2 separate regions of the Homo sapiens genome follow, and region 1 is linked to region 2. A link is an interaction called in ENCODE POLR2A ChIA-PET data of the cell type or tissue named here. Cell type or tissue: A673. All regions are shown on one strand. Each heading gives the region's core, and the rest is flanking DNA. Links, peaks and the distances in the headings are about the cores only. Region 1 overlaps DPYSL5 (dihydropyrimidinase like 5). Region 2 overlaps AGBL5 (AGBL carboxypeptidase 5).

The links. Peaks named below come from ENCODE experiments on the same cell type or tissue, not always from the same donor. Only the 100,000 strongest peaks of a DNase experiment are listed, where the experiment ranks them.
Region 1: POLR2A ChIA-PET joins it to region 2 with 6 read pairs; 4 of 35 experiments call an interaction of 5 or more read pairs at or near these places.

What each region holds. Positions count from the first base shown.
Region 1 is chr2:26,914,635-26,931,205 of GRCh38, forward strand. DPYSL5 (dihydropyrimidinase like 5) reads left to right here. Exons shown (of 13, transcript NM_020134.4): 3 at 10,253-10,411; 4 at 12,619-12,798; 5 at 13,621-13,689. Among named protein-coding and RNA genes, the nearest start is that of MAPRE3, 48 kb to the right of the region's middle. In A673, for the core only: a CTCF peak has its summit at 8,270 (motif pointing left); a DNase peak (open chromatin) is centred at 8,207; H3K27ac peaks cover 771 bases.
Region 2 is chr2:27,057,025-27,067,856 of GRCh38, forward strand. It overlaps AGBL5 (AGBL carboxypeptidase 5), which reads left to right. Exons shown (of 15, transcript NM_021831.6): 9 at 279-414; 10 at 1,376-1,578; 11 at 2,166-2,380; 12 at 10,470-10,622. Among named protein-coding and RNA genes, the nearest start is that of OST4, 9.2 kb to the right of the region's middle. In A673, for the core only: no CTCF peak of the experiment used is centred there; no DNase peak of the experiment used is centred there.

The DNA of each region.
Region 1 (16,571 bases), core at 6,222-10,221, 140 kb before region 2:
AATCACAGACCTTTCTCTCACTTCTCAGCAGTGGCTGCTGGCAGTGTGGGGTGCACCTGGGATCTGTCCACCTGTTAAGCAGGAGCCAGGGCAGGCTGAAATCAGGGCTTCCTGAACAGATGTGTTCTTTGTCCCTGGGACAAGAAAGGTCCCTGGGCTACTCACCTACGGGGAGCAGGAACTCAGGACTCCCAGGGAGGGCCTGCATCTTAACCTCTAAGGGGAGCTCACCTCTTCTTGAAGCCAGTGAGCCCAGGAAGTTTCTGTGCCTTGGTAAGAGGCTTTGCTTGGCTTCCATAACCCCATACCCCCGGGCTTCCTCCTACTTCTTTGCAATTCCTTCCCAGTCTCCTTCCTGGTCTTGTCTTAATCTTGATGCTCTCCTATGCTGTGGCCTCTCAGGGTCCTATTCCAGAGTGTCTCTTCCTCTTACCCACCCTCTCCTCCTGTGTAATCTGTTACTGATGACTCCCATTTACAGCTGCAGCCCAGCCACCTCTGTGCACCTCCCTACTGGACATTGTGCCTTGGATGCCCCAAAGCCTAACCTAACACGCTCCGTGTCCTCCATACAACCCCACTCCTCTTCCAGGGATACCTCCTGCAGGGAATGGTACCCCATCCACCCAAGCCAGGCCTACTTACTAAAGACCAGGGGACTCCTCAGGGACACAGCCAGAAACCAAATCCAGGTCTGTCAGGCTCCAGAGTTCAGGCTTCTCCCACCATTGCCCTGCCTCCATGGACCATCGGAGAATTGAACTGCATTTCTAACAAACCGAGTAATGCAAATGTCGCTCTGAGCTCCAAACCAAACTCAGCATGCCCTGGGACCCCTTCCCATTCTGTGGCTGTGCTGGACTTCTGCCTGGACCCCTTTGTCGGCCATCCCTGACCCCTGGGCTCCCAGCCCCTCAGCTCTTCCAGAGTGCTTTCTGTGCCCCAGCTCCTGGTTCAGAGTGGGCCCATTACAACAGCATGGTAACTTCAGCCAAGCCCTGTTACTGCCTCTCTGGTTGACTCTGCGGTGCATTTTCCAAATGGTTTTCCTAAGCCTCACCTTGGCTCAGACCAACACTCCTGATTTCCCCCAAAACCTTCCATCTGGGATTTTGGTTTTATTTCCTGTTCTGCTAAGAAGTCTGGGACAAAGGACCTGTGCTTCCTCAGCTCTCCTCTCAGTCTCCTCTGATCACCTCCATCTTTAGCCACCCCTCTCCTGAATGAATGGGAAGAAGGTCCCTCCAGCCTAATAGATGAGAATATGAGCCCTCAGTTTCCTCATCTGAACAATGAGGATAATAATGGCCCCTATTTGGGGGAGAATTAAACTGGGCACAGGAAGTGTTTGATGATGTTAATTATTAGCAATTTTCATCAACACTTGAATGTCTCTTAATCAGCTCTATCTCCATGTGTCTAAAAATTCCCTTCCCCCTAAATTTGATTTTCTCTCTCCTGATGCCATTTTTTCAGTCACCCAAGCATAAAACCTCCCCCGTTATTTATTTTCACCTCCTCGTCTGTCATCAAAGCTTGCTGCTTCTTCCAAGAAACATGAATCACATATGTCTCTTCCAACCCAGGCTCCAGTCAGGTCCATCATCCCAACACTGCCCTTGAGCTTGTACACTACAGCCAGAGTAATGTTGCAAAGTCCAGTGTTCATGTTCTTCCTCTGCCCAGAGCCTGCTTGTGGCTGCACGTGGCTTACAGCAGAGATCAAGTGCATCCCAGCTCCCCCGACAGCCTCCCATCCTGGGCCAGACATGTCCAGGGATGGCAGTGTGGCCTGACTCCTCTCTGCAAATGTGCTCCTAAACTTCACACTCCCTAAACTCCCTCACTACCACCACCTCCACCCACACAAGTTGACAAACTTTGCCGATGTGATGGAATCAGATTAATCAAAGTCCCCACAGTTTGGTCCTAATCAGACCTGCCTCAGCCCGAACCTCAGCCTGTTCTCTGTCTTCCAACTGTGCCCCCGACTTTGCTACACCATTTCCTACCTTGGAGCATCCTGGCCTGGTCAAGTCATGCCTATCCACCACTCACAGCCTTCCTATCCTAACATGACCTTTCCTTCCACTGGGCTGCTTTTGCACTTGCTGCTCTCCATCCGCATCGAGGAATACTATCTCTTGCTGCCTTGTAGTCTCATAGTATTTTGAAGTCATTTCTGTTAAAACTGAACTTTTCTCCTTTCCTGTTTCCCAGCTGGACTCTAAGCTCCTTAAGATGCTTACATTTCTTCTTCTGGAGCATCTGATACACATAATAGAGGGCACATAGTCTGCGCATTAGTGCTACCTACAAATTATGCTTCTTGTTCCTCATGAATATTTACTGGGCTCCTACTATGTGCAGGCACTGGGCTAGGTGCCTTATATGCTGTATGTCATTTAATTCTCATAGTAACTCCATGAGGGAGGTATTACTATCTCCGTTTTACAAATGGAGAAACGGAGCTCAAGGAGATTAAGTAACTTGCTGAAGATCTTACAACTAATAAGTGACGGAGCTGGAATTTAAACGTAGATCTGCCTGCCTGAATGTCTGATTCTTGTCAGGATACTATAGTGAGAGCAAAGTAAGGTCAGGAAGTGGGACCATGCCCTGGATGATGTGGTAAAGGCTGTAGACCCAGAAGGTAGGAGTGGAAAGTAAAAGGAAGTTTAGGAGTGCAATCAATTAAAAATGTGCTATTTAGGGAAAAACCTGTCAGCTTCAGGATGAGCTCAACAGGCTGCAAATTATCAGTCAAGATAAGGCCTGAGGGCTGTTTGTAGCCAGAGGGACAGAGAGTGGGGCCTCGGAGAACAAATCATGCATCTCTCGGATGCCCTGGAAGAGGCTGTTTTCTTAAGAAGTATTTGACAGAAGGTGCTGGGGTTGGGTGTGGGGTTGGGGGGTGGTGCAAAGAGGATGGAGTGGGGGTCAGCATGCAAGCTGCCTGGAAGGGGATCATCAGAGAAAGGGCCAAGTGGTCAGGTGTCCTCAGCAACCCCCCACCCATGTGAATTAGCTGAGTTGACAATGAAGCCCAGTGTAAGGCCTGATCCCCCTACATCAGGCCAGCGCAGGTGATAAGCTGATGGCTGGACTGGCCACATAATTTGCAGGGCCTAGTGCAAAAGGAAAATATGAGACTCCTTGTTTAAAAATTATTAAGAATTTCCAGATGGTGACAGCAGAACATTAAAACAAGCACGGAATGGCCAGGCTCAGTGACTCACGCCTGTAATCCCAGCACTTTGAAAGGCCGAGGCAGACAGATCACCTGAGGTCAGGAGTTCGAGACCAGCCTGGCCAACATGGTGAAATCCCGTCTTTACTAAAAATACAAAAAATAAGCCAGGCATGATGGCACACGCCTGTAGTTCCAGCTACTTGGGAGGCTGGGGCACGAGAATCTCTTGAACCTGGGAGGCGGAGGTTTCAGTAGCTGAGATCATGCCACTGCACTCCAGCCTGGGTGACAGAGCAAGAGTCTGTCTCAAAAAAAAAAAAAAAAAAAAAAAAAAAGCAAGTGCAGAGCCCTTCTAAATGTAGGGCCTTGTGCAGCTGCATGGGCGACATGCCCATGGAGCTGGGTGGGCCTGGACAGTGGGCTTGTGATTTGAATGGGAAAGGTGTTTCCTGCGTGCCAGGCATGGTTCCAGGTACCATACATGCATCACCTCACTTGATGAAATGCTTGGACCCTTTTTGGGGGTTGTTCACATCCCATGGTGATGTTCAGAGCTTGCTTTCCAGAGGGCCAATAAGTAGCCAACAGAACGCTGAAGGTGAAGGAGGTTACCATGAGCAATAGAGAAACTACCGAGCTGGTTATTTTTTTTTTTTCCTCTGGTACTTCGGGAGGATGTGAATAAAAGATGGAAGATAATTTTAATGTGAAAAGAAAAGGAAGTGGTTCAGCAATCCCAAGAGAGGCAGATCCATCCGAACAAATGATAGCTTTTCCAGCAGCATTAAGAGCTGCAGACATGTTTGCACTGTGCTTACCAGTTTACAGAGCACATCCACTCGTCATTTGATTCTTAGTGCAGTATTGTTCCCTCTATAAAGATTCAGTTGGCCTTAATCTATATACATACCAGTAATAGTAGATCCTGCTTTTCTGATTCCAGTCACCTCCTCAAACATACACCCCTTTTCCATGCATATTTTCGTATGAAGATATGCTCTAGGAAGTCTCTCCCCTTCCTCAATGAAAAATTCCATGAATTGGCTGTAGCCCAAGTGCCTTCTCAATAGCAGAGCGCAAAGTTTGTGCCTTGACCAGGTTCTTGGCCTTGAAGCAAGAGAACCAAATCTTGTGGGCAGGGTTGCTGGGGAGCAATTGCTACAGGAAATTCAGCAAAACATATTGGAGCGGCAGGGCAGTCCTGTAGAAGATGGTAAGAGAGTGAATCTTCAAAGGTCTTTGTCCTGATAAAGCTGGAAGTGACCAACGCATTGTTCTCTCCAATGCCGTGATGTCAGCAAATAAATCTTATCTGAAGGGCCACAAGTATCTGAAATGTCTTTCCAACTTGCTGAGCAGGACCCTGGTCAATATGGAGACCCCCATGAGCCCCACGGTGGTCTGATGAACTTCTGAAGTATAAAGATGGTGTTTATAAAAGGTTTAGACTGAGTTCTAGTACAGGTTCCTGCGCCTTGCCAAGTGTATGCCTGGAAACTGTGTCATAAAATGGATTACCATTAAATATACTGAGTTTTCTTAGGGAACAAATGAGCATCAAATAAATCCAGCTTTACCCAGTAGTATGTTATAAATGTCAAAAACAAAATAATAGCGACACTTTGAAATTGTAAAATGATGTTTCATATTCTTCCAAATAATATACAATGGTGCAGTGTCTGTTGGTTAAACAAATGATCCTAATGTCTCTGTTAATTTAATAGTGAGAGATGTCAGGATAAAAACAAATTTCCACCTATACAATGGGAAATGCTTGGCTGGACAGATTTTTTTAAACATTTATATTTTTAAAAATAAGGGCTTGGGTTGATAAATGGGCACTTTTGGTCAGCCACCAGGCTCAAGGAGGCTGTTGTGAGATCGGCTGTTCCATGATCAGGTCTGGAATAGTTGGAGATGAGGATGTTCTACAAAGCTGCAATTCTGCTTCCTGGCAGTGTCCACCTAGAATGAGGTCTCTGCTCATATGCGTTCAAGAATGCTCAAGCACTGTGTGAAGTTGTAAATGTCCATGAACTTGGAAATGCATTCATACATGGAGGCATGTTTATACAATGAATCAATTAAAAGGAATGAAATAAATCTACATAAATAAATCTTAAAGATAATATTGAGTACATGAAAGCAAGTTGCAAAAGAATATAGACAGTATGATAGATATTATTTGTATAATTTTTTTAATTGTATAAATTTTGTATAAATTTTTAAATGTTATGTGTTTACATAGTAAAAGCATAAAAACATAGATGAGAGGAATGTATGCCATCTTCAGGGAAGAGAGGGATGGGAATAGGATGGAGGGCTTTAGTTGTATCAGAAATATTTCATTTCTTTTTTTTTAAAAAAAAGCATCTGAGGTAAACATGGCAAAAATGTTAACATCTGTTAAGTTTGAGTAGTGGAAATATGGGTATATGTTTTATTATTTTCTGTATTTTACTCTGTTTGAAATATTTCATAACTTTAAAATATTTTAAACACATTAAGAATGGCTAAAATTTTAAATACTGCAGTTTTAACTTCCTCCAAATTTATTCTGAAGTGTACATTATAAAACTCATATATTCTGTTAAATTTTGGAGAAGTAGAAAAAATAAATTCCTCAGAATCTCATCACTCAAAAATAACCATTGTTGGCCAGGCGTGGTGGCTCACGTCGATAACCGCAGCATTTTGGGAGACTGAGGCATGCAGATCACTTGAGGTCAAGAGGTCAAGACCAGTCTGGCCAACATGGTGAAACACCATCTGTACTGAAAATACAAAATTAACCGGGCATTATGGCAGGTGCCTGTAATCTCAGCTACTCAGGAGGCTGAGGCAGGAGAATCACTTGAACTCGGGAGGCGGAGGTTGCAGTGAGCCAAGATTGCACCACTGCACTCCAGCCTGGGCCACAGAGCAAGACTGTGTCTCAAACAAACAAACCATTGTTAATATTTTGGTCTATTTCCTTGCATTTTTATTTCTTGTGTGGGGAGTATGTGTGTTTAAACATGGTTCCAAGCATTTTGAATCAAGTCTTTTTCACTCATTACAGTATAAAACTTTTTCCGTGTTTTGACAGCCTTCGTGAACATCATTTTTTTAAATATAAAGTTTCACATTTAATTTGGTCATGAATTCATAAATACATAAGTATTTTGTACACCATGTGCTTCCTTGTATTGTTTGTATTATAACACATTTTAAATAGGGACCTTTGACAGGGCAGAAGCATGAAAGGACACCAACCACGAGCAACACACTATACTATGGCTGTCCTGTGTCACATGCTATTTGGCCCGGGGATATAGCAAAACCTAACGTAACTAAACAAAAAAAACCCCAATTATTTCATGTTGTCAGGAAGCTTACCTTAAAAGAATAGCTCGGCCTGGCGTGGTGGCTCACGCCTGTAATCCCAGCACTTTGGGAGGTCGAGGTGGATCACCTGAGGTCAGGAGTTCGAGACCAGCCTGACCAACATGGTGAAACCCCGTCTCTAGTGAACATCATTTTTATTGGCTTCCATTAAAGATCTTCTGCAGCGTACTTAACCAACACCATTTTTTGTGTAAAAAGTCATGAGCATTCAGCAATCACATGTTCTTAAACATCATCCTTTTGAAAGCCTCGGGAACACAATTGGGCTGTGCCTTGCTGCCGATTTCTACAAGGCTGTTTTGTGGGGGATGACACTAAAAAGGTCTGTCACATCTGTGATACCACTTTCCTGTGAAAACAGAGCTTGTCAGCATTCATCCTGTGGGTTGGAATGGTACATATTCAAAAAGCCAACTCTATGTATGTCTTGCCTAAGAGGAAACAAGTGCTTGAACATCAGTGTGTGGTGTGGGCTTGCGAGCCTGCAGCTGGGGGAGAGTTTGCTGATCCAGTGAAACTCTTGTTTCGAGGCCTTGGGGTAACAGCGGTAATAATTATTCCAGATACTTATGTGCATGCCCCTCCCAGCTCATAGATGCTCTCACATCCATTGCCACCTGACCCTCTGGGGACCCCTGAGAAGTAAGGTGCAGGTCAGGGGGCACGTGGCTGCTCCTAGATTACAACCAACACGTGGGAAAGTCAAGACCACCTCCTATGCTTCCAACTCCTTCCTGAACTATTTTCAGTTCCTGTCCTTAGACCCAGGCAAAAGGGGCCTCTTCCCAGGGCTCTGGACTTTAGGGTCCTCTTCGGGCCCTCCAACAACTTGTACCCCTGCCCCATAGGTCTGGGGATTGTGTCTACCCAGACCCCACTCACCCATTCCTAAACTACACTCTGGGTCCCTAGAATTCCCTGAGAAACAGCCCTGAGCATTCCAGAGCCTACAAAACCCCGAATCTCTCCTCCTGGGGGACAGACCACCAATGTGTGCATACCAGGCTCAAGGACAGCATTTTTGCAGAAGGTGGACAGAGCTTAGGTCTGCAGGCTGCAGGATCAATTCAGGATAGGCGCGTGTGGGCTGGGGGCAGGCACAGAGGCTGAGGCCAACTATCCCTGAAGTGTAGCTCAGAATTTTAAGGAACTTGAGGATTCTAAGGGCCAGGCCCTTTTGGCCTTTATGAAGATGTATTTGACAGAGTAGGAGGATAGAGTATATTCTGTGTAATGGTTTTTTAGCTTGATCTAACTTTTGAGTGTTTAGAGAATCAGCACATGATCCTCCTTTTCTCCTCTTGCCCTGGGACCCACAGTATGAGGACTGGTCCTGGCTCTTTTATCTCACTGTGCTGTTTCCAGGTTCCTCTTTTCCTATCCAAGCCTGCAGAGGTACTGTGGGAGTGCAAAGGAAAGCAATCTAGAGCCACAGAAAAATGAAACAATTTAGTGTGTAAAGCTCAATATACACCCCCACGTGCACATGTAAAAGCAAGAGATGCATTTCAGGACAAAATAGAGTACAACCACCTGCTGTGAGGATGAATCAGCCTGGCACGATCCAGCAAAATCGGAAATAGAAGCCTGCTAGTAAAGCTACAATCTGCACTGCTCTCCTTCTCCCGGTTCCTCTGCCGCCCCCATCACAGCTCCTGCAGGTGCCACAGAACTACCACCCTCTGTTGGTTGCTTTAAGCTGTGCAAGCAGTCAAACCACTGAGTTCCCCAGGACGACTGGGAACATTCTCGCTGGCCCAGCCTGCGTCATGGAACATCAAGGTTGTGAGAGTTTTCATTTTAATTGCTGTTGGGCCACTGAGCTAATTTTTTTTCAGTCCCTTATTCCCCAGCAATATTTTTCATTTGTGATCAAGGATTTAACTGAATAGAGAAGCATGAAACCATTAAGACAATTTCATGGAGCTCTTTTTCTCCCCTACAGAAAACAGATAAACACCTAAATTCTGGCTGGGTGCAGTGGTTCATGCCTGCAGTCCCAGCACTTTGCGAGGCCAAGGTGGGAGGATCACTTGAGCCCAGGAGTTTGAGGCTGCAGTGTGCTATGATTGCACCACTGTACTCCAGCCTGGGCAACAGAGTGAGACCCAGTCTCAAACAAAAACAAAAACCTAAGTTCTGAGTAACTAAACACACATGTTAGGACAACACTTTTACCACATCTGTTCCATAAGCAATGTTTTACTTAACCTTCACAACTACCCAACAAGGAAGCCACCCTATTGTGTAGGTAAAGACTTTGCATCCAGAGAAGTTAAGTAACCTGGCAGAGGTTATTCCAACCATGAGGGAGCAGAGCAGGGACTTGAACGTGGAGCCGTGAAGCACTGTAAGGACTCAAACCATTTCTCACCAGAAAAAGAGTCACTTTGTCTTAGAGCCCTCACAAAGACTCTCATGTTATGGGACTCTCAATTATTTAATTTAATTAATTTATTTATTTTGAGACAGTTTCACCCTTGTTGCCCAGGCTGGAGTGCAATGCCGCATTCTTGGCTCACTGCGACCTCCACCTCCCAGGTTCAAGCAATTCTCCTGCCTCAGCCTCCCAAGTAGTTGTGATTACAGGCACCCACCATCACACCCAGCTAATTTCTGTATTTTTGTAGAGACGGGGCTTCACCATGTTGGCCAGGCTCATCTTGAACTCTTGACCTCAAGTGATCCACCCACCTCAGCCTCCCAAAGTACTAGGATTACAGGTGTGAGCCACTGCACCCACTCTCACTTATTTTAATTCTATTTTAAGTTTTGTTTGGGAACAACACATTAGCCTGAAATAGCCTTTGATCGATGCTAGTTTTGGAACTTCACAGAAGTCCCCTGATGAAATTCACTTTTAAAAAGTTGAGTGGGGGAATCTCTAATACAGATTTAGTCATTTTTCCTGGGGGTTCACTCTATGATTGCGAGTGAGGCTTTTTAACAATTTCTTTTTAAAGTGGTATCTTGCGGAGTTGTGAATAGGATCCGTTTTCACTGATAAATCACACATGCATCTAAAAAATGCCTGTCTCAAACAAGATAGATGAAAATGAAGCCCCTATGCTTAGAAAAACTGAAGACAAAGACCCTGAGGTTGAAGATGCGTGCAAAATGTTTGAACAAAATTGCTTCATGAAATTTGAGAGCATAAAACAAAACAATATATCCAAATTAACATTTTCTATATCGTGGTTCAAATATACGTGTGTAACTAAGTAAATGATATAAACAGACATTTGATTATGCCATCAATATTATGTTATTATATGATACAACACTATATTATGTTATATATTACATGCAGACATTTGATCATGTTATCTATAGAGTCAATTGGCTAAAAATCGTTTGGGGAGAGAATCTCCTCATTGGGAAGATAGGCCTTAGGTCGGGTGACCCACGATGTGGTTTTTCCAGCGCGCCAAGCTGAAACCCTGGCGGAGGAAGAAGCAGGTTTGGGGACCCGTGGTCATGATGAAGGTCGCGCTGGCTCTCGCACCTCCACATGGCTCTTTACAGTTTCCCAAACCTCGCTGCCCTTGGTCCTCACAGCCTCTTGTGAGGCAGGGCCTGTCTTTGAATGGACCATGAGGACCATGTCTCACCACATCATTGACTCGGGGGCAGGCAGGGCTGTGACGAGACTGCCTTTTCCCGTCTTCCCAGGCAGCACTCGTCGGAGGCACCACCATGATCATCGGCCACGTCCTGCCCGACAAGGAGACCTCCCTTGTGGACGCTTATGAGAAGTGCCGAGGTCTGGCCGACCCCAAGGTCTGCTGTGATTACGCCCTCCACGTGGGGATCACCTGGTGGGCACCCAAGGTAACAGTGCTGGTGGGATCCCAGAAGAAGGCACAAGTGGTCTTGTAGGCAGAGGGGCTGGTTGGGGTGCAGTGCCTCCTGCTTGTGTGGGGCACCCCTCCCACTACCATCCTAGCTCCCCACAATGCCAAAAGAAAACACACTTGGGATTCCATAAGGGGAGCGGATGGGCTTGTGCTGCTTAACTTAATGAGCCATTTTCCGGCAGGCACAGAGAGGCCAAGGCCAGAGCCCAGGCCTTGGGGATGCAGTTTCATTGCTCTGACCATGAGGCTCTTACCGTCTCGTGTGAATGTAGGGCACCACTGACAGGTCATGGGCAGTGCTGCTGAGAAGAGGCCTGAGCAGGGCTCAGGTGCAGAGGGTCATATCCCATATCCTATGTGTACTGAGAGTCCACCACACTGCGCTGAGGTCTCCGAACTGAGGCTCCCATCCTGCCTCAGTACTGTCTGGAATGAAAGGAATGTGGTATGCTTTTTTCCTACTGGGGGCCCAGCTTCTGCTCTGAGAAGCATCGAGGCTGTCCTGGTCTGTGACTGAGGCTGGCACCCCCTGAGCCTTTCTCAGTTCAGCCTCTGTGCCTCCTTTGTGTCTGTGCCCCTGGCCTCTGGCTTTCCTGTCCTCCCCCTGCCCAGGCCCCAGGGTCAGAGTCCAGACTCCTCTCCCCGGATTCCCACTTCCTTGCTCTTCCTAATCTACAGGCATTTCGATTTGGCTTTGTTTCTGGGGTTTTTCTGCTTTTTTGCCCAGGGTAGCAGTCTGGATATTCATTCTTTCATCAATTATTTATTAAGCCCCATGTACCAGTACTTTGGTGGGTGCCCCAGAATCATAAAAATAATAAGCATTATTAGTTTTACCAACTCAGGAACTGCCTCTTCATTTTCCGTCAAAAACCCACTTGTAACTGCTGCTAATCAGAGTGTATATTCAGGGCAGCTTGAATCTGTGCTCCCAGGTGGACATCCTCAAGCTTTGAGCTCGAATAAACTCTGTTCTTAATCATAAAAAGAAAAAAGAAGTTTTATGAAGTTCTTCAGTTGCAGGCCCTGGTATAAAGGGCCTAACACCCTTCTCAGATGATAACCTAAAGCCTCACTATATTTCTGCCCTCGGGTCTTAGCCTTGAGCTGGGGGCTCACCCGGTTTCTTCATTATTTCTGACCTGGCACTTATAGAAGACCTCCTCCCGGTTCTGGGCCAGAGGTGCAGATCACGCTGAATGTCAGCCATTCCTTATCTCAAATGGGGGTCTCCTTTTTGGACACTCTCCTGGGTGAGAGGCCTCTACCTCTGAGCCACTCTCTACTTCCCCTGGAGCTGGCCTAGAATAGAGGGTCTTCTCAGGTTCCCAGCAGCACAGAAGCCAGGCCAACCCTCCCTAATTTCCTGGAGCTTATGGTGACTTTCATGCATCAGGAATTTAAAATTCTGTTTTATAATAATCAAATAAATGTTTCTAATTATAGATGTGAAAAATAGAAAAGAAAGGAAGTACATAATCCAGTAACCCCCAGCACCATCCCTGCTGTTAAACTTCTTTCTTTCCCATCTTTTTTCATCCATGCTTTCACAGAGTAGCTATTTTGCATAGGTGTGAGCATTTTCTATTTTGCCATGAAGTTCATGAACCAGCAATATAATGGCCACTTAATATTCTACCAAGTGGATGAACCTGAACTTATTTTCCTGTTATCAGGCCAATGTTGCTTCCATGTTTTTCCTAGTACAAATAATGTTAGGAATATCCTAACTCTCATAACTTTGTTCATGTTTAGCTTTGTTCCTAAATTTGGTTTTCCCAGGACCTCTGGATTTTTAGCATTAGTATGCCTTCTTTGTAATGCCAGGCAACAGCCCACAGAAATTAAAATCATTATTCCTATGTTTACCATTAAGGCTGGTTTGGAGACAGACATAGGGGACAGGCCTAAGTGATAGGAGAAACGTGCCTATAAGGTAACAATGTGGCTCCTAAACTGTGTCGTGTTGACAATTTTCACAGTACTTCCGCATCCATCTACTCAGGTGGCCTCACAGCAGCCTGTGGGGTGGGAGGAAAGTGAGATAGAGAGGTGTGGGGGGTCAACCGACAGACTGAGCTGGGGCAGGCCCCACATCTCCCCCATGCTGGGCCGGTGCCTGCCAGTCGGCCTCTTGGGTGTCTGCCCTCACGCAGCATTGCCCTTCTACTTGTTCTCCAGGTGAAAGCAGAAATGGAGACACTGGTGAGGGAGAAGGGTGTCAACTCGTTCCAGATGTTCATGACCTACAAGGACCTGTACATGCTTCGAGACAGTGAGCTGTACCAAGTGTTGCACGCTTGCAAGGACATTGGGGCAATCGCCCGCGTCCATGCTGAAAATGGGGAGCTTGTGGCCGAGGCAAGTCTGCAGCCAAGAATATTGGATGGAGGGACACCAGTGGAGACAGTTAGTTCTCAGGGGATTCCTGACCACCCGTCACTGATCCCACAGGATTCAGACAAAATCAGTTGTTAAAGTGTGAGGTGTGGACACCCCAGCTGTCAGATCTTGGTCAGAAAATCCAAACTTTACTACTGTCTGTAAAAAACAAATCTCTTTTTATGGTTCAAAAAGGCTTCTAAGTCGTAGGTGATGATGTCTTAATTCTAATGATATGAGATTTAAATTCCATTATAGCAGAGAATTTGGAGCACCTCTCAGACATATTTTTAATGAGATTTGATATACAGAATAAATAAGAATCCGCTTCCCATTTGGCCTCTTCAGAGGATCTGAGACATTAAAGAGATCTATTCATGGCACCAGGAAGGATAAGCCTCTGGTGCATTCTCCTAGGTCTTGGGGTAAGGGCTAGCCTAGCAGTTGCTGGAAGCTAGAGCTTAGTCTCGATTTCCAGAGAGGGAATTCTGAGTTTGAAATCAGTAAAGAGTGCTTGTCTTTGGTGTCCCAGGCCTGTTGCTAGTTATAATACTTAACTGTATTTTTAAGAGAACAAGATATGTTCAGTCATTATGAAGTGAGAATCAGGAGAGCCCCACTGCATGGGCGGCCTGTGCATGCTCTGCCTTCTTTAGAAGACGAACACTGCAGAAGTGAGAAAAGAAGCAAGCCTATTGAAACAGGCGGTGTCTAGCATATTTCACTGTCCCTTGGGTTCAGTATTTTCTTACACGGTGTCTCTGTGATTCTCTCCATTTTCTTTCTCTTGCTGTTATCCAGGGTGCTAAGGAGGCACTGGATTTGGGGATCACAGGCCCAGAAGGAATCGAGATCAGCCGTCCAGAGGAGGTGAGAAACACTTCCTGTAGCCTTTGTCAGCGTCTCTCATGTAGATTGACAGAATCTTCCAGGATGGAGGAGACATCAAACATACAAATTAGCCAGGCACAAGGGCTCATGTCTGTAATCCCAACATTTGGGAGGCTGAGGTGGGTGGATGGCTTGAACCCAGGAATTTAAGACCAGCCTGGGCAACATGGTGAAACTCCGTCTCTACTAAAAATACAAAAAAAATTAGCTGGGCATAGTGGTGCATGCCTGTAGTCCCAGCTAACTACTTGGGAGGCTGAGGCAGGAGGATCACCTGAGCCCAGGAGGTTGAGGCTGCAGTGAGCCGTGATGATGCCACTGCAATCCAGCCAAGGTGATAGAGTATATATATATATATATACACACACACACATACATATATATACGCACACACACGCACACACATACGTGTGTGCGTGTGTGTGTGTGTGTATAGCATCATTTTCTCCACGGGTGAAATTTCCATTTGATTCTGATTTCAAGGATCTAGGGGAGACAATGTCAGCACACCTGGGGTTGCTGTGCCCAAAACTGAATCAAGAGACAAAAGACAGACTGAAAAGGCCTTCAGGTGTTAGAAGAAATTTCAAACTATAAACTCTGCCTTTGGGGGATGACATTCCTTTGAGCATCTGAGGAATACTTTGGACCAGGGGTCACCAACCCCCAGGTCATGAACCGGTACAGGACCGCAGAGCAGGAGGTGAGCAGCGGGCCAGCTGAGAGCCCCCTGGGCTCCACCTCCTGTCTGATCAGTGGTGGCCTTAGATTCTCATAGAAGTGTGAAGCCTATTGTGAACTGCACATGCGAGGGATCTAGGTTGCACGCTCCTTATGAGAATCTAACTAATGCCTGATGATCTGAGGTGGAACAGTTTCTTTCTTTATTTTATTTTATTTATTTTGAGATGGAGTCTCGCTCTTGTTGCCCAGGCTGTAGTGCAATGGCGCAATCTCGGCTCACTGCAACCTCTGCATCCCGGGTTCAAGCCATTCTCCTGCCTCAGCCTCCCAAGTAGTTGGAATTACAGGCATGCACCGCCACACCCAGCTAATTTTGTATGTTTAGTAGAGACGGGGTTTCACCATGCTGGTCAGGCTGGTTTCGAACTCCTGACCTCAAGTGATCCACCCACCTCAGCCTCCCAAAGTGCTGGGATTACAGGCGTGAGCCACCGTGCCCAGTCCTGAGGTGGAACAGTTTCATCCTGAAACCATCCCTCCCCATTTCCCACCACCACTGCCCCATCCCTGTCCTGGTCTGTGGAAAAATCGTGTTCCACGAAACCGGTCCCTGGTGCCAAAATGGTTGGGGACTGCCGCTTTGGACCCTTTCCACCAAAAACAGGAGACACATACAAGTCTATGCTCCTCCCCCTCATTACCTGCTGAGATGGTCATTCAAAGCTGTTTTCCGCCTGCCCTCTGGCTTTATCCCTGTGCACAGTTTTGCATGGCATTGACACAAATCCCCTACAGTCCCCCTGCTAAAGAATTCTGCTCTAGAGGGACCACATTAGACGAATAACGCATTCCTGCCCTATTACCCTGTTTACACATTCTCTACTGTTTTAGAAGAGGGGGAGAAACTTCTCATTTCTTCAAAGCCTAAAAATGCAGATGGGTGGTTGGTTATCCATGAGGGATTGAGGGGGAGGCCTCGAGGGACAAGGAGCAGGACACAGGATGTGGTGGCACTGCCATTACCCAGAAACCAAGTTGGCCCACGAGTGGGTCCGCTGAGGAGTGCCCCCTCACTGCCCTGATCAGTGCCTGTGTTTCAGAGCCCTTGAATATAGGTCCTGTTTGGCACTTCTGAATTGGTAGAGAAACACACACCAGATTCGACTGAAACACAGAGGGTATGCCTGTGAGAACAGGAGAGAGCAAGGGGTGGACACACACACTAGACTTTCTTTGTTACTTAATACAAGGGAAAGAGCAAGGCTTTGGCTGTGGTCGTAATACCAATAATTATCACCGCCATTATCTATTGGTTAAAGGTGGGAGGGCCCTGGGTCTATGCCAGGGGAGATGTTGCTCCCCAGGGGAAATTTGACAATATCTAGAGATATTTTTGCTTGTCCCAACCTGGGGGGCAGGGCGGATGCTACAGGCATCTAGCGAGCAGAAGCCAGTGATACTGCTAAACATCCCACAATGCGCAGACACCCCCACCATAAAGAATTACGCAACTCGGCTGGGTGCAGTGGCTCACACCTGTAATCCCAGCACTGGGAGGCTGCGGCAGGAGGATTGCTTGAGCCCAGGAGTTTATGACCAGCCTGGGCAATAAAGGGAGACCCCCTCCATCTCTGCAAAAACTTTTTAAAAATTAGCCAAGCATGGGCCGGGCATGGTGGCTCACACCTGTAATCCCAGCACTTTGGGAGGCCAAGGCAGGCAGATCACGAGGTCAGGAGATCGAGACCATCCTGGCTAACATGGTGAAATCCTGTCTCTACTAAAAATACAAAAAATTAGTCGGGCATGGTGGTGGGCGCCTGTAGTCCCAGCTACGCGGGAGGCTGGGGCAGGAGAATGGTGTGAACCCAGGAGGCGGAGCTTGCAGTGAGCCAAGATTGCGCCACTGCACTCCAGCCTGGGCGACAGAGCAAGACTCCGTCTGGGAAAAAAAAAAAAAATTAGCCAAGCATGGTAGCGCATGCCTGTAGTCCCAGCTGCTCAGGAGTCTGAGGTGGGAGGATCGCTTGAGCCCTAGAGGTGGAGGCTGCAGTGGGCCATGATCATGCCACTGCACTCCAGCCTGGGAGACAGAGTGAGACCCTATCTAAAAAAAAAAAAAAAATATATATATATATATATGTGTGTGTGTGTGTGTGTGTGTGTGTGTGTGTGTA
Region 2 (10,832 bases), core at 5,986-9,985:
TCAGGGTGTTTGAGAGGGAGGGAACCACCTTAGTCTTCTTAAAAGAGAACCTCACAATTAGCATTATTGTCTTTAGTCTAGGACTCTACCTTGGGGGGACTCTCTGGGTATATGGTACAGTACCAAGGTCAGCTGCTAGTTGCTATGGATTATTAGCACTTTCATTTGTGTTCACTTTTTTCCAAGTGATTGCCTCCTTTGACCACCTAAGTTGTCCTCTATGGTTCTGTCCTGGTATCTGTTCAGGCGGGACACTGATAAAGGTCTTTATGTCTTAGCTACACACTTGAATGCAACTACAACACTGGACGCTCAGTAAACAGCATCCCTGCTGCCTGCCATGACAATGGGCGTGCCAGCCCCCCTCCCCCGCCGGCTTTCCCCTCCAGATACACTGTGGAACTATTTGAGCAGGTATGAATACATGGTGTAAGTGGGAAAAGGGAGAAACCTTACAGTCTGGAAAGGCCTTCACTCTTAGTGCCTGACTCTAAGGTCCTTTGAAGAGATATTCATCACTATGGCCGTCTCACCACTATGATTATTTTCCTCAGTTAACAGGAGCATAACTACAACTGTAATAGTATTGAAAGGATGAACAGGCACTATATCTGACCCCACATCACAGAGAATCCCCTAGCACCTCTGAGTCAGATTCTTTGCCTCTGGGCTTGTCTTTCTCATTCTATTGGATTTATTAGTTTCTGGGCTCAAAAGCACCCTGACTGTAGTGGTCTTGATGATTCCCATTATCCTAATAGAAAGAGCTGGCCAGGTGCGGTGGCTCATGCCTATAATCCCAGCACTTTGGGAGGCCAAGGCAGGCGGATCACCTGAGGTCAGGAGTTCAAGACCAGCCTGGCCAATATGGTGAAACCCCATCTCTACTAAAAATACAAAAATTAACTGGGCATAGTGGCACATGCCTATAGTCCCAGCTGCTCAGGAGGCTGAGGCAGGAGAATCACTTGAACCCGGGAGGCAGAGGTTGCAGTCAGCCGAGATCACACGCCACTGTACTACAGCCTGGGCAATAGATCAAGATGCCGTCTCAAAAAAAAAAAAAAGTAGATCTGTAGGTTACAGAAGGGATTCAAACCCCTTTCCTGCTAGGAGAATTCCTTCATGGCACCAGCCAGAAAGAAAGGACACACTTTGCCCCTCATAATGGAAGAGGGCCCCCAAATTGGCGGTAGTTTAGGGAACAGCTCCAAATCCGTTTGCAATAAACAGCCTGGGCACAAAGGTTAGGGCATCCAATGAGCAAATTATAGGTCTGGCCCCTCCTTCCCTTCCACTGTGCTGTGTACCCACCCCAAGGTAGCAGCCTGGATGGGAGGACCAGCATGCTGAGCCAAACTGGACTACCCCACAGGTGGGACGAGCTATGGCCATTGCAGCCCTGGACATGGCGGAATGTAATCCGTGGCCCCGAATTGTACTGTCAGAGCACAGCAGCCTTACTAATCTACGGGCCTGGATGCTGAAACATGTACGCAACAGCCGAGGCCTAAGCAGCACTCTGAATGTGGGTGTCAACAAGAAGAGGGGCCTTCGAACTCCACCCAAAAGTCACAAGTAAGGCCAGCAAAATAGGAGGGAGAAAGGGTAGGACAGTGGGACAGGGCTCTAGAGCTAGGAGTTCCAAGGGATTTATATTCCTTCCATCCTCCTCAAAGTGCCAAATGGCAAATATCTTCAGGGTAAATTAAAATTAGTCAGATTAGTTTATTCTTTTAGAATGGGATCCTCTTCCCTTTTATTCTGAGCTACATACACCTAAGAGATCTGAGTATCAGGCTTGGGATTCACTGCTGCAGAGCCCTGTACAAAATCAAATATAATTGCAGTGGGGCAGGCCTCAGCTTCCAAGGGTTGTGAATGACTGACTGAAGGGAGTTCAAGGGTCAGTGCCAAGGCAGTAGGGGTGAAATTCATTGGGAGATAAAGCTGCTCAGGGATGGCCCTTAAGACATTTTGAGATTAGCTGGTATTCCCCAGGTTAGATACTTCATCCACGGACATGAATTCCTCACTTCTTCCTTGGGATGGGTCCCTGTGCCTTTTTACCCCAGAGGTGAAGCTTTACTGAGCAGCAGATCCTAGGGAAAGCCTTAGGACACAACCTTCCTGGCCCGGGTTAACTGGCATCTGCTTCTTTGCAGTGGGTTGCCTGTCTCCTGCTCCGAAAACACCTTGAGTCGGGCACGAAGTTTTAGCACCGGCACAAGTGCCGGTGGTAGCAGCAGCAGCCAACAAAATTCTCCACAGATGAAGAATTCCCCCAGCTTTCCTTTTCATGGCAGTCGGCCTGCAGGGCTGCCAGGCCTGGGCTCTAGTACCCAAAAGGTCACCCACCGGGTGCTGGGCCCCGTCAGAGGTAAGCCAGTCTGGGAGCCCCTGCAACATGTGTTCGGTTGTCTGGGGCATTGCTGGGGGAAGTAAGAGCTTGAAGATATACTGTTGGCCCAGGACCAAGGGGTGAATCAATAAAATTAGTTTGTAGCAGAACCTGTGGCCTCTCCTACGACCTTGGTGTTCCCTGCGGCATGATTCCAGAGCGGTATTGTGTGTGGCCAGAGGGGGAAGTCTGGGTATCTGGGCTTCAGTGCATGCTAGGAGCCAGGGAAGTTTCCAAGGATGAAACACTAGCTGAAGCAGTGCCAAACAGGACATGGAGCCTCCACGTCACGGACAATGTCAGTCTGTCTTCATGGGGGCAGTTAAGGGAATGTCCTCAGAATCCAAACTGCAGTACTGTAGAATGATGGGGAATCTTATCTGTGGTCTTTATGGGCTGAAATTTTTCCTGGCTTCAGAGCTCATTAAGGAAGTGATACCGGGCTGGGTGCAGTGGCTCATGCTTATAATCCCAGCACTATGGGAGGCTGAGGCAGACAGATCACTTGAGGCCAGGAGTTCAAGAACAGCCTGGCCAACATGGCGAAACCCCGTCTCTATTAAAAATACAAAAATGAGCCAGGCATGGTGGTGCACACCTGTAATCCCAGCTATTCAGGTAACTGAGGCAGGAGAATCGCTTGAACCCAGGAGGCAGAAGTTGCAGTGAGCCAAGATCGTGCCACTGCACTCCAGCCTGGGCAACAGAGCAAGACTCTGCCTCAAAAAAAGAAAAGAAAGTGATATCAGAAGGATTCTAACTCTTCCAAAGAAAAATGGAACAACTGCAGACAATTTCTTTTCTAGGTATAAAATGCAGCAGTCTAGCTCTTTCCAGCAGTGAGCACAGTTGCTTAACTGTGCATTAGTAACCCCCAGGTTTTGCCTGATGAGACCCTGCCTGATAAGATTCTGGGTCAAAATTATATACCAGAAACAGATGGGCCTTTAGGGAAAAAGAAGAGAAAATTAACGGGAGTAACCTGGATTGCGGAGGGGGAGAGATTGTTATAGTGCCACTTCTGGAAATACGCTAAACCACAAATCAATACTGTACTGGCCTCTGCACTACAGAAGTCTTGCCCAGAGTATGGAGGCTTGTCAGCTGGGGCTAAGAGCTTTGCTGGTCTTCCAGCATACTCATCCTTGTTAGCTTTTCCCAGCTTGCACCCTAGCTGTTGGTACAGACCAGACATGTGCTGTGTCAGTGGCTGTGTAAATCTGACTGCTAGTGAGAGAAGCCATGGAGGAGAGGGCAATGGTCCTTACCAGCTGTGACCATTGAGATATTCTATCCCTGACAGGCAACTTGATTATCTGCTTCCAGGCCCCATTGTTTGAGAGTCTATCTTCATCAGGAAAGGACACTTGTGCACTGTGTTTGAAAAATAATAATAATGCCTTATGTTTACATAGCATTTAACAGTGAACAAGATAATATCATATATATAAATTTCATTTAATCCTCACAAAGACGCTATGGGATGGATGTTGTTTCCATTTTTCCAACAAGTAAACTGAGGCTATTTAAGAGTGGTTTCTCCAAGATTGCACAGCTGTTCCAACTTGTATCTTCTCATGCTCCAGTGGCCTAGTTTCCCATGGTAAATCTGCTTAAAGTTTTTCTTCTGTTTCTTTTCCTTTCCTTCTTTTTTTGAGACAGAGTTTCACTCTTTCACCCAGGCCGGAGTGAAGTGGTGTGATCTCAGCTCACTGCAACCTTCCACCCCCTGGGTTCAAGCGATTCCCCTGCTTTAGCCTCCCGAGTAGCTGGGATTACAGGTGCATGCCACCACATCCAGCTAATTTTTTTTTTTTTTTTTTTTTTTTGAGACCGAGTCTTGCTCTGTTGCCCAGGCTGGAGTGCAGTGGTGCGATCTTGGCTCACTGCAACCTCTGCCTCCCAGGTTCAAGTGATTCTCCTGCCTCAGCCTCCGGAATAGCTGGGACTACAGGCAAACGCCACCACGTCTGGCTAATTTTTGTACTTTTAGTAGAGACGGGGTTTCACCACGTTGGTCAGGCTGGTCTTGAACTCCTGACCTCGTGATCGCCTGCCTCGGCCTCCCAAAGTGTTGGAATTACAGGCGTGAGCCACTGTGCCCGGCCAATTTTTGTATTTTTAGTAGAGACGGGTTTCACCATGTTGGCCAGGCTGGTCCTGAACTCTTGACCTCAGGTGATCCACCAGCCTCATCCTCCCAAAGTGCTAGGATTACAGGCGTGAGCCATTGCACCCAACCTCATTCTTTTTTGGTCAGCCTCTTCTAGCTCTTAACTCATAGTTCCTGGGAATTCCTTCATCAGCATCCTAAGTTCTCCTTTCCTGACTACAAAGGGAAATAGTAAAGAGCTTTTTCTAGGTTGTCACTGGAATATTCTAGGCCCCTCTTTTTTTTTTTTATTTGAGATAGAGTTTCGCTCGTTACCTAGGCTGGAGTGCAATGGTGCAATCTCGGCTCACTGCAGCCTCTGCCTCCTGGGTCCAAGCGATTCTCCTGCCTCAGCCTCCCAAGTAGCTGGGATTATAGGCACCCGCCGCCACGCCCAACAAATTTTTTGTATTTTTAGTAGAGACAAGATTTCACTATGTTCGCTAGGCTGGTCTTGAACTCCTGACCTCAGGCGGATTCACCCGCCTCAGCTTCCCAAAGTGCTGGGACTACAGGCATGAACCACTGTGCCCATCTAGGCCTTTTTTTTTTTTTTTTTTTTTGAGACGGAATTTCACTCTTGTTGCCCAGGCTGGAGTGCAATGGCATGATCTCGGCTCACCACAACCTCCTCCTCCCAAGTTCAAGTGATTATCCTGCTTCAGCCTCCCAATTAGCTGGGATTACAGGGATGCACCACCACACCCGCTAATTTTTTTTGTATTTTTAGTAGAGACGGGGTTTCTCCATGTCGGTCAGGCTGGTCTTGAACTCCCAACCTCAGGCAATCCACCCGCCTCGGCCTCCCAAAGTGCTGGGATTACAGGCATGAGCCATGGCGTCCGGCTAGGCACTTTTTAATCACTATTTTATTGACATCCTCCCTGCCCCGCTTCCAATGCACAACACTGCATTGAGCCCCCTGAGGTGAAGGACATGTATTCTATTTCTCTGTTACTTCCCCCTACCAATAGAAAATATGCACAGTCAGTACTAAGTAATTCCTGGTTGATTGACTTGAAACTTAATAGGGGAAACAGGACAGTAAATACAACATGAGAGCGCACAAACACTGTAAACATCCTGAGGGTTTGGGGAACTACTGTGGTGGATAAACACAAGAGTAATTAGCCAAAGAATGTTCAGTTAAGAAATAATTTGAAAAATAGGTAAGACATAGTTTGACAGAAACATTCCCAAAGTGAGAAATGACAGCCAGGAGCAGGAACAGAGCTGGTGGGTGGAGAGGACAAAAAGCTTGTGTACCTAGGTGGGTATGCAAAAGGCCAAGCCCGTCACCAAGGATATTAGGTGAAGAGAGCAGTAGCTGAAATGTCTTGAGAACAATGATTATGAGCTTAACTGAGACAATGGCAACAACTGTGTGTTTCTACAAATGGGAATAAACGTAAGACTGTGTAAGACACTGTCTGTGAACTGTACATATTGGACAGGAAACGGGGTGAGATGACCAGAGCCAATACCAGCATCTGGAAAAGAGAGATAAGTATTAGAAAAGGGGGCAGGATTCAGTGATGGTAGAAGACAGAGGAACTAAGAGGGCTTTAAGGCTACTTTTTCCACTGCAAACAAAAGCTTCAGGAAGTGTCTCCTAACACATCTACTTATGCCCTTAGCATCTAGTCCTCTGCCTGCCACTTAGTAAGTGAACAGCAAGTATTTGTTGAATGAATAAAAAGCAAGAAGTTGGGAACCAAATGAATGCTTGTCTCGGCCGGGCGTGGTGGCTCACGCCTGTAATCCCAGCACTTTGGGAGGCCGAGGCGGGCAGATCACGAGGTCTCGAGGAGATCGAGACCGTCCTGGCTAACATGGTGAAACCCCATCTCTACTAAAAATACAAAAAATTAGCCAGGTGTGGTGGTGGGTGCCTGTAGTCCCAGCTACTCGGAAGGCTGAGGCAGGAGAATGGCGTGAACCCAGGAGGCGGAGCTGGCAGTGAGCCCAGATCGCGCTACTGCACTCCAACCTGGGCGACAGAGCGAGACTCCGTCTCAAAAAAAAAAAAAAAGAATGCTTGTCCCACCTTTCTACCCCTCAGAGGGCATAAATCAGGTCTGTGATTGTCCCAGGGATTCACTAAGATCTGGAGTGCTAGGGACGGTTCCAAAGACGTTCAGGGAGGATGACACACAGGACCTTGGCACAAGTCAAGTAACTGCTGCTGTAAACAGTGAGACCTTAGAACACCCATTCTGACTCATTCAAGGGGAGATCAGTCTCCCCTCAGACCTCTTAGACCTTTGCCCAGTACTATCCTACCACCCCCAAAATGGAACATCTGGCTGGTTGCCATAAGATACCATTTCATAACCTCTGGAAGCAGAGCTGATCACATCACTCTTGCACTCTTGCTTGTTCTTTCTCACTTGCTTTTACCCTTTCCTGGGGTAGGGTGAAGGTTTGTCCCTTAATATGGTTTCAGCATGCCTGTGTGTGTAGATATTTCTCAAATTATCTAAACTATTTCCTCTATCAAGTTCATGATTTCTGCCTACTGTGCACTGTCAGCTGGACATCATCCTGACATCCATTTTAATCACAGAATTACTTGGCTCTGGGCCCTAGACTATCTCTGTCATTGGTGGTAGCTAATGTTTTAGGTTATTTGACTATGGCCACGAGTCTTGACTTCTGTTATCCTATTGGCAACCTGTGCCAACAACTCTCACTAGCCCCCTAACATCTGGTTGTTTTTGACTTTTTTTTTTTTTTTTGAGACAGTCTCGCTCTGTCACCCAGGCTGGAGTGCAGTGGCGTGATCACAGCTCACTCCAACCTTCGTGTCCCTGGCTCAAGTGATCCTCCAGCCTCAGCCTCCCTAGTAGCTGGGCCTACAGGTGCACACCACCACACCTGGCTGATTTTTGTATTTCTTTTTTTAGTAGAGATGGGGTTTCACCAAGTTGCCCAGCCTAGTCTCAAGCTCCCGGACTCAAGTGATCCAGCCGCCTCAGCCTCCCAAGGCACATGAGCCACCGTGCCTGGCGTTTTTGACTCTTGACCACCGTCTTAACCTATAATTGGTACCCAGCATATCTCCTCATAATAGAGTAGCTTCCATCCTGAGATCTCTCCCTTTCTTCTTTATTCATACAAGTATCGATTTTTTTTTTCCATTCAATTTTTTTTTTTTCCATTTTGGTTTGGAACCTTTTTTTTTTTTTTTTTTTTTTGAGACAGTCTCACTCTGTCGCCCAGGCTGGAGTGCAGTGGCCGATCTCAGCTCACTGCAATCTCCGCTTCCCGAGTTCAGGTGATTCTCCTGCCTCAGCCTCTGGAGTAGCTGGGATTACAGGCGCTCACCACCACGCCTGGCTAATTTTTTGTATTTTTAGTAGAAACGGGGTTTCTCCACGTTGGTCAGGCTGGTCTCGAACTCCCGAACTCAGTGATCCGCCTGCCTCAGCCTCCCAAAGTGGTGGGATTACAGGTGTGAGCCACCGTGCCTGACCTGGTTTGGACCTTTCAAAAGTATTCTTGTCACTGCCTGCTAATTCCCAGTGTGGCTGGGAAGATGAAGTTACTGTCACTTCTTAAGTTAGAGGATTTTCATATCCAACACGTTTATTAATGGTCAGTTGGCATGCTGGCACCTCTGGTGAATTCAGTTCTATGAAAAGTTAATAGCCCATCAGTTTGAGAGCATTTGGCACCTGCTGTTCCTCTGTGATGAGGAAGGACACGCCAAAGCTGCAAGCCTCCCTACCCCATCCATTTACCATCTGTCCCCCTGGGCCCCACCCTTCAGAACTTGTAGTAATAAGTCTCGAGACATGAGTGGACCAGAGACAGCTGCCCCAAAGGATATAACTGTATGCCTTTAGACTCCCACAGATGATTGATCCAGCTCATGGTGTCTGCTGTTCAAGTAAACAAAACATTGATTAAGGTCTCTGGTTTTTCAGGCAGCATTTTACAGGCACTGGGATATATAGTGTTGGAGGCAACAAAGTCCCTACTCCCAAGAAACTCAAGTTCCAGTTAGAAAAAATATTAGCTTATGTTTATTGAGTAGTATGTGCCTTTAAGTACTTTACACATACTAACTTAATTAAACAGAAACCATGAACTACTAGCCACACAAACAAAGGATGAAGGTAATGAGAAGAGAACAATTAATGTTGCCTGTAATGGTCAAGTAAGCTTCAAGTAAGAGAGGTAACATTTGAGATGGGACATGAAAGATGGTCATGGTTTCACTAGAAAAGGAAACAGTTCCAGAGGAACCACACACAACTAGTAGCCATGGGGTCTATAGCAGAGGGTATGAAGGATCAAATCAGCATCCTACTAAGGATTTGCAGACTGGAACTATAGTGGGCAAGGCTTTGAATGTGTAGTGTTCAAAAGTTTAGACTTCATCCTTTAGATCTTCAAGCCCAGTGCAATGGCTCACACCTGTAATCCCAGCACTTTGGGAACTGAAGCAGGAGGATCGCTTGAGCCCATGAGTTCCAGACCACCCTGGGCAACATGGTGAGACTCCATCTCCACAAAAAATTTAAAAATTAGCTGGGCTTGGTGGCGTGTGCCTGTTGTCCCAGCTACTTGGGATGCAGGAGGTCAAGTTTGTAGTGAGCCATGTTCATGCCACTGCACTACAGCCTAGGTGACAGAGTGAGACCCTGTCTCCAAAAAAAAAAAAAAAAAAAACCTCAGGTGAATGCAGAGATAGAATTGTAGGATTTGATTACACAAATGCAAATCTAAGAGAGGAATAGTAGAAAGATGAAACAAGGTTTCTAGCAGTTGGGTTTTGCATGAAGACAGGGAGAATGAAAGAAAGGGAGAGAATGAGTTTTGTTTTGTCAAGGGGACTTTCTTGGGAAAAAAATCTCCAGTGGACAATTAGAGCTGGATTTCAGGAGAAAAGGGCTACAGAGTGATTTGGGAGTTTAAGAGTAAGTAGAGCAGGAGAGGCCCAAGGACAGAATGGTGGGGAAGACTTGACATTTAAGGGGCAGGAAGAACAGCTGGAAGAGAAGCAATCAGTGGTAAGAGGGGAACCAAGGAAAGCTGTGTTAGCCAAGCTCAGTAACTTCTTTGCCAAAAGAATAAACTGGCCAGGTGCGGTGGCTCACACCTGTAATCCCAACACTTTGGGAGGCGGAGGTGGGTGGATCTCTTGAGCCTAGGAGTTCAAGACCAGCCTGGGCAACATGGCAAAACCCCGTCTCTACTAAAAATACAAAATTTAGGCTGGGCGCGGTGGCTCACACCTATCTGTAATCCCAGCACTGTGGGAAGCCAAGGCGGGTGGATCAGAAGGTCAGGGGTTTGAGACCACCCTGACCAACATGGTGAAACCCTGTCTCTACTAAAAATACAAAAATTAGCCAGGCATGGTGGCATGCGCCTGTAATCCCAGCTACTCGGGAGCCTGAGGCAGGAGAATCGCTTGAACCCGGGAGGCGGAGGTTGCAGTGAACCAAGATCGCACCACCACACTCCAGCCTGGGCAACAAAGCGAGACTCTGTCTCAAAAACAAAACAAAAAAAAAATTAGCTGAGCATGGTGGCGGGCACCTATAGTGCCAGCTGCTCAGGAGGCTAGGTGGGAGGATCACCTGAGCCTAGGAGGCTGAGGCTCGGTGAGCCATGATCGTGCCATTGTGCACTTCTTCAGCCTGGATGACAGAGTGGAAACCTTTAAAAAAAAAAAAAAAAAAAAAAACTAGCAGGATGAAGGCTGGTGGAGAATGGATAACTGTAATAAATAGTAGGTCTTTCTACCCATCTTATATTAATAGTTACTTCAGGAGAGGGATGTGGGTCTGATGACAAGCTTGAAAACTGGCATCTTTTGACCACGGAAGCCAGCAGGTCAGTGAAGGCTGCCTCATAGTGCCCCACTTATTTGCCCTTTTATCTGCTTGTATCTCTTCCACTCAGAGCCCCGAAGCCAGGACAGGAGACGGCAGCAGCAGCCCCTGAACCATCGTCCTGCAGGCAGCCTCGCTCCATCCCCAGCTCCTACTAGTTCTGGCCCAGCCTCCTCACACAAGCTGGGCTCCTGTCTACTGCCTGATTCATTCAACATACCAGGTCTGTACCCACTGCCACTGAAATCTGGGTTTGCCAGCCTCCTCCATGGCCAGGCCAGGTTCTTTAAGCCTAGTTGGGAGACCAGGGGCATCACTTATCCTCTTGGTATCCTAAACCTCTAACACTGGTGCCTTTGTATAGGAAGCTGGAATTTATTAATGTGTCTGTGTAATAAAACAATAGTTAACATTTACTGAACATTTACTATGT